Regions from separate parts of the Homo sapiens genome. Here region 2 is linked to region 1. A link is a loop called in an ENCODE intact Hi-C map of the cell type or tissue named here. Cell type or tissue: HepG2. All regions are shown on one strand. Each heading gives the region's core, and the rest is flanking DNA. Links, peaks and the distances in the headings are about the cores only.

Region 1 (2,920 bases), core at 98-2,597:
TGCCAACCGCTTTGAAAACTTTAACCACTCAGTCTTACTCATTTCAAGGGATCGCCTTACCCAGCCCTGTTAACGCTTTCACTGCCAGGGCGCTGCCTACTTACCACGCTTTTGTTGTTGCAGTTGTTAACTTTATGATCTTTCCTTCAGTTTACTGAATTGCTTCTGGGAAAAGATTGTAAGAGGTAAAATATAAGCCAGTCCCTAAGGCCAAGTATTTACAAAGTTCATATTTTCACCTTTCCCGTTTTCTGTAGTATCCAAGGAGTCAGAACCTGCTCCATTATAAACATACCAAAGTGATTGTGTTTATTTTAAATCTTCATAAGGATTTCCTGGGAAGGTCAAAAGTAAAAATGGTCAAGCTATGAAAACAAGGATAAGTCGGACACCTAGAAAATATTGCTCTTTGAAAATCATAGTCAATCTCTGAATTTAGAGATAAGAGGGACTTTAGTGATCTTTTTGCTCAATCTGTTTAAATTAAAAAACTAGTGTCACGTATATACACATACGTGAAAAATCAAAGCACAGAGAAGCTTTTTCAAAAAAGGAAAAGCAGTGGCCTCCAAGCTCTCCTCCTGCCTGTTATCCACTGTAGTCTTTTCATATCCTCAGATTATGCCTATATTTCTATTTTTTGATTTATCGATAATACATTTCATGTAAAATTACAAAGGTATCCGATTAAGTGAATAATAACAATCTTAATGCCAGGGTAGTCCTTATCTGTGTCAACCACTGTTCTAAATACCTTACCTGTGTTAGCCCTTTAACCCCTTAACAACCCAAGGAGACACTAAACTATTCTTTACTTTCATCTTGCAGATGAGGGAACTTGAGACACAGAGAGGATAAATAACTCATCTCGGGAGTCACAGCTAGCAGAAGGCAAGTGGGCTGTGCTCTTAACAATGTCATGGAGTGATATAACTTTAAGAGGCTGGCCAGGCGCAGTGGCTCATGCCTGTAATCCCAACACTTTGGGAGGCCGACGTGGGCAGATCACAAGGTCAGGAGATCAAGACCATCCTGACCAACATGGTGAAACCTCATTTCTACTAAAAATACAAAAATTAGCTGGGCATGGTGGTGCGCACCTGAAGTCCCAGCTACTCAGGAGGCTGAGGCAGGAGAATCGCTTGAACCTGGGAGGCGGAGGCTGGAGTGAGCTGAGATCGTGCCACTGCACTCCAGCCAGGGCGACAAAAAAAAAAAAAAAAAAAAAGAGGTGAAGAGGTGGTTCAAGGGAGCTAAGCCTCCCCTAAGAGGGCAAGAGGTCAAAAGATAATGGACAAAACTGGCTACTCACTTTCTCTTACAGATGAGGCAGCTGTGCCCAGAAAGATCAAGGGATTCTTTGAAGTTGTCCAGTGAGTTAGGGGCAGAATTGGGACTAGAAACTAGGTGTTTGAGGCCAGGCGCGGTGACTCATGCCTGTAATCCCAGCACTTTGGAAGGCTGAGGTGTGGGTGGATTGCTTGAGGTCAGGAGTTTGAGACCAGCCTGGCCAACATGGTGAAGCCCGATCTCTACTAAAAATGCAAAAATTAGCTGGGTGTGTTGGCTGGGAGTGCTTGGGAGGCTGAAGCACAAGAATCACTTGAACCTGGGAGGTGGAGGCTGCAGTGAGCTGAGATTGTGCCATTGCACTCCAGCCTGGGCGACTAAGACTCCGTCTCAAAAAAAAAAAAAAAAAAAAAGAGAAAGAAACTGGGTGTTCTTTTTAAAATTATTGTTATTACTATATCTTCTCTCTAGACGTAAGGATGACAATTATTTATTATGCAGAGAGTGTTCAGACACAGCTCAATGGGAAAATCTTAAGAGGAGACCAGGAGGTCTGAAAACATTGTTTACATATTTTTCCACGTTCTTTCATGTTAGTTCCAAAACATCAAACATGCATGTGGCCCAGAACTTTAGGATGGAGCCGATGGTTATCTATTTTCTGAGCACGGAGGCCTAATTTTGATGTAGGACAATTTCAGAGACCACTTTCAACTATTACTTTTTTAACGTCACTTTTGAGCTTTGATAACATCACATCCCATTCTGCTTGCCTGTCTCCTTCTATTAATTTCTACTCTTGAGTCTGTGCCACTAAGGAAGCTCTTGAGGTTTACTGTCCTCTTACTCTGTTTCCCACTTAGTAAAGCTGAGTCAGTTTCCTTTGTGCCCTGCAGTGGTCTCACTCCGTAAAAAGGGCCACTCCTATGCTGGAACTCCTGTTGCAGAGATTGGCGATATTTTTCATTATTCTTTCTCTTGTTCTTAAACACACTCTATCTCCCTTACATACTCATATCTGCACCTATATGCAGATGCATGCATACACTTGTGTAAGGGTGCACACATACATAATCTTAATAATAGTAACACCTATGGAGCACTTGCTGTATGCCACTGACCAATGCTAAGATTTTAAACATATTATCTCATTGAATTCTCCCAACCACCCCGTAAGATACTGTAACTTTCCCAGGGTTACAAACCTTGTGATCTGAACTCAGGTTGGTCTAATCCCGGGGCCTGTGTTTCTTTTCATTTTATAAAATCATGTACATATCATAAGTACACCCATGTATCTTTACTATTTAAATCTGCACATGGTTACACATATACCCATATTGTACACACCAGCTGATCTCAGAGCCAACCCAAGACAAAATATTGATGTCAGAAAAGGAGATTGGGCCCCTCTGGGTTGTAGTCTACCCATCTCATGGCCCCTCCACACCCCTGTATGGTCAATGGTCTTAAAAGCTTCAAACCTTCCCATCCCTGAGAAAATGCAGTCAAACCAGCTCAGTCCCAGGAAGGCAGACTAGATCCAGTGGGTTACTCTTGTAGCAAATCTGGCAATTGAAAATCCAGCCAAGTAGAATCGTGATGGTAGAATTTTAGGTTCTAATGGAGG
Region 2 (2,920 bases), core at 312-2,811, 90 kb before region 1:
ATTAGTCCCATTTTACAGATATAAAAACTGAGGCTCAGACGGAGTAAAGTATCTTGCCCAAGGTTATACTGTTTGGTAAGAAGCAGTGTGAGTTCCGTCCTAGATCTAGCTGACCCCAAAGCCCATATTTTTATTTCCTTACTATACTGCCTGTGCTGAGAAGCTCTTTGCCTCAGAGAATAGCTCTACCCAATACCTGCGGGGCCTGACAAAACTTTGCACCAGACAGAAAGAAAACAGGTCTGTTGTGTAAATGTGTGCTCCCGCAGAAGACAGGAAGAATCACAACAATAACCATGATTCATTAAATAATAGAAACAGCTCTTTCCCTGTGTTACCTATCTTCAGAGTGTGCTGTTAGCCAATTAACGCACATAATACTCTGCCAAGCCACTTTTGTCATTCCAATGAGAAAACTGGGACCCAGACAGGCAAAACCCTTTGTCCAGGGCTATACAGTTAACTGTGGGAGTGCTAGGATCACATTCTTTGAGGCCTCGCTCGTGATGTATCTATCACCTTTCTTGTGCAAATAAAGGTTACTGCCACCTGGGACTATGTGGCTCAAAGATGTTATATATTGTAGGGACTATTAGTTATATTTTAAATTATAATTCATGTGTTTATTTAATTTTTGGGGGAAGACCTTGAGTCTGTTAAGGAAGTACCTTTTCCTGCCAGTGTTTTACATATAAGAGGCAAGATCACCCCCTCCTCCATATCTGTTAGTAGTTGTGAAAAACTATACCTTAAAACATTCAGATTGGAATGATCATTTAGATTTTAAAACGTTTGGCCCATTCCCTGTGTTAATTCAGGGTTCTCCCCAGTCACACAAATGACAGATTCTAAAAGCTCCCCTTGGAGGAAAGAGGGGGAAGGTAATAGCAATGGCTGCAGCTTGAGTTATTGCTACCATTGCCAAGACCCTGCATGGAAGGAGTTATCCCAGTTTGCAGATGAGTACACTGAGGCTTATTGGGGTTAGATACTTAATTTCAATGTCATTTAGTTACCAGATGGCAAAGCCATGACAAGAAGCTTTGCCTGACTCAAAACCTTTTTGTTTGTACTAAGCTACCTTCCTCTGTAGAATAAATACAAACCAAACCAAACACAATAAAAACAACAACAGAATCCATAGATTCCACTTCAGCATTGGCAGTATTTAGTTTCCAGCAGTCTATGCGGTAGGAGAGATTTCTCATTGTACTTCCTTAAATCCTTCATGTTTTGATTTATGTTCCTTTTCTCTTCAGAACACAGGAAAATAAAACTGGTATAGAAATGCAAGTTTGGAAAAACAAAGTCATCATTCAACCCCACATCAATCTTTTCTTCTCCAAGCTGAACAAACTTGGGCCTCTTTCTCCTGATCTTGGCTCAAGTGTGGGAACCAGACCTCAGGAAGGCAAGGGAGGGAACATGTGGGCCAAGGAGGCCTGGACTGGGGGCCAGCCTACGGCAGTGGCAAGGATGTAAACAAGGCGACTGCACAGGCAGGCAGTAAGATTAGCCCAGCTGGCAGTGGCCAGTGGAAAAAGGGGTGGCTGTTCAGTGATGGCAAACATGCCATGCGGGAAGGTGGTGAGAAATGAATCTTGTCTTTGAGCTAGGGGAATGCCCAGGAACAAATGAGAGAGACAGAGAGAGAGGTTAAGAATATGAACTTTGGACTCCCCAATATATGCTGAGGGATTATGATGTGTAGGTGTGGAGATCAATAGTGAGATAAAGCTCACAGTGCTGTGTCTTACAAATAGCTCAATATTATGGAAGAATTGTGGCATAAAAAAATTCAGGAGTGACAGATTTGGAACACCATCATTTTGCAACCCCTAATGAAATAATGTTCAAACCACCCGGTAAAAGGCTAATGGGGACCCATTTAATGGATGGAGCAGGCTGACACTTGAATAGAATCAATTTTAATACAAAAAGGGAGGCAGTTAGGCATTATGTGCTTCCTGATGTGTTGCTATAAAAAGTACTTAATTTTTAACATGAGTGTAAATATAACAAAATGGGAAAAAATAGTCTTTTTCAGTAAATGATGCTGGAACAACTTCATATCTACAGGTAGAAGAATGCATCTGGATCCCTATCTCACAACATACATAGAAATTAACTCCAGCTGGATCATAAAATCTAAACATTAGAGTAAAAACTGTAAGCTCTTAGAAAAAAATGCAGTGATAAATACTTATGAATTTGAATTAGACACTGGTTTTTAGATATGACAACAAAAGCACAAGCAACAAAGGAAAGAGTAGATGTGATGAAAAGCTTTTGTGCTTCAAAGGACACACCTAGAAAGTGAAAAGGCAACACGCAGAATGAAAGAAAAAATTGCAAGTCATATAACTGATACGGGACTTGAATCTAGAATATGTAAAGAACTCTTACAACTCAATAATAATAAGGAAACCCGATGATAAAATGGGCAAAGGATATAAAAAAACAGTTCTCCAAAGAACACATGCACTATAAACGCATGAACAGATGCTCTTATTAGCCATGAGGGAAATGCAAATCAAAACCACAATAGGATAACATTCACACCCAATTGGATGGCTGCAATAAAAAAGATTGATAATAAAACAAGTGTTGGCGAAGATGTGGGGAAATTGCAACCTGCATACACCAAGCCTGGGAATGTACAATGGTGCAATCACTTTTGAAAATCATTGGCAGTTCCTTAAACACAGAGTTACTATATGATCTAACAGTTCCACTTCTAGGTATATAATCAGATGAAAGCATATGTCTACAAATGTTCCATAGCAGCATTATTCAAAATAGCCAAAAAGTAAAAACAACCCAAACGCTCATTCATTGATGAGTGGATAAACAAAATGTGGTATATTCATACAATAGAATGTTATTTGCCATAAAAAGGAATGAGTACTAATACATACCG

The links. A loop is a pair of places that touch in the nucleus more often than their neighbours do. Peaks named below come from ENCODE experiments on the same cell type or tissue, not always from the same donor. Only the 100,000 strongest peaks of a DNase experiment are listed, where the experiment ranks them.
Region 2: it touches region 1 in a loop (3-fold over the local background); 7 of 110 quality-filtered maps call a loop at or near these places.

Annotation. Positions count from the first base shown.
Region 1 is chr5:145,933,672-145,936,591 of GRCh38, reverse strand. LOC107986458 (a long non-coding RNA gene) reads left to right here. Exons shown (of 4, transcript XR_001742913.2): 4 at 829-891. SH3RF2 (SH3 domain containing ring finger 2) reads right to left here and starts at 14. Exons shown (of 10, transcript NM_152550.4): 1 at 1-14. RefSeq lists an enhancer at 1-276. In HepG2, for the core only: no CTCF peak of the experiment used is centred there; a DNase peak (open chromatin) is centred at 1,351; H3K4me3 peaks cover 896 bases.
Region 2 is chr5:146,023,924-146,026,843 of GRCh38, reverse strand. The region is part of intron 5 of SH3RF2 (SH3 domain containing ring finger 2); the gene reads right to left. The region is part of intron 1 of LOC107986458 (a long non-coding RNA gene); the gene reads left to right. Among named protein-coding and RNA genes, the nearest start is that of PLAC8L1, 80 kb to the left of the region's middle. RefSeq lists enhancers at 1-6, 7-802. In HepG2, for the core only: no CTCF peak of the experiment used is centred there; a DNase peak (open chromatin) is centred at 1,653.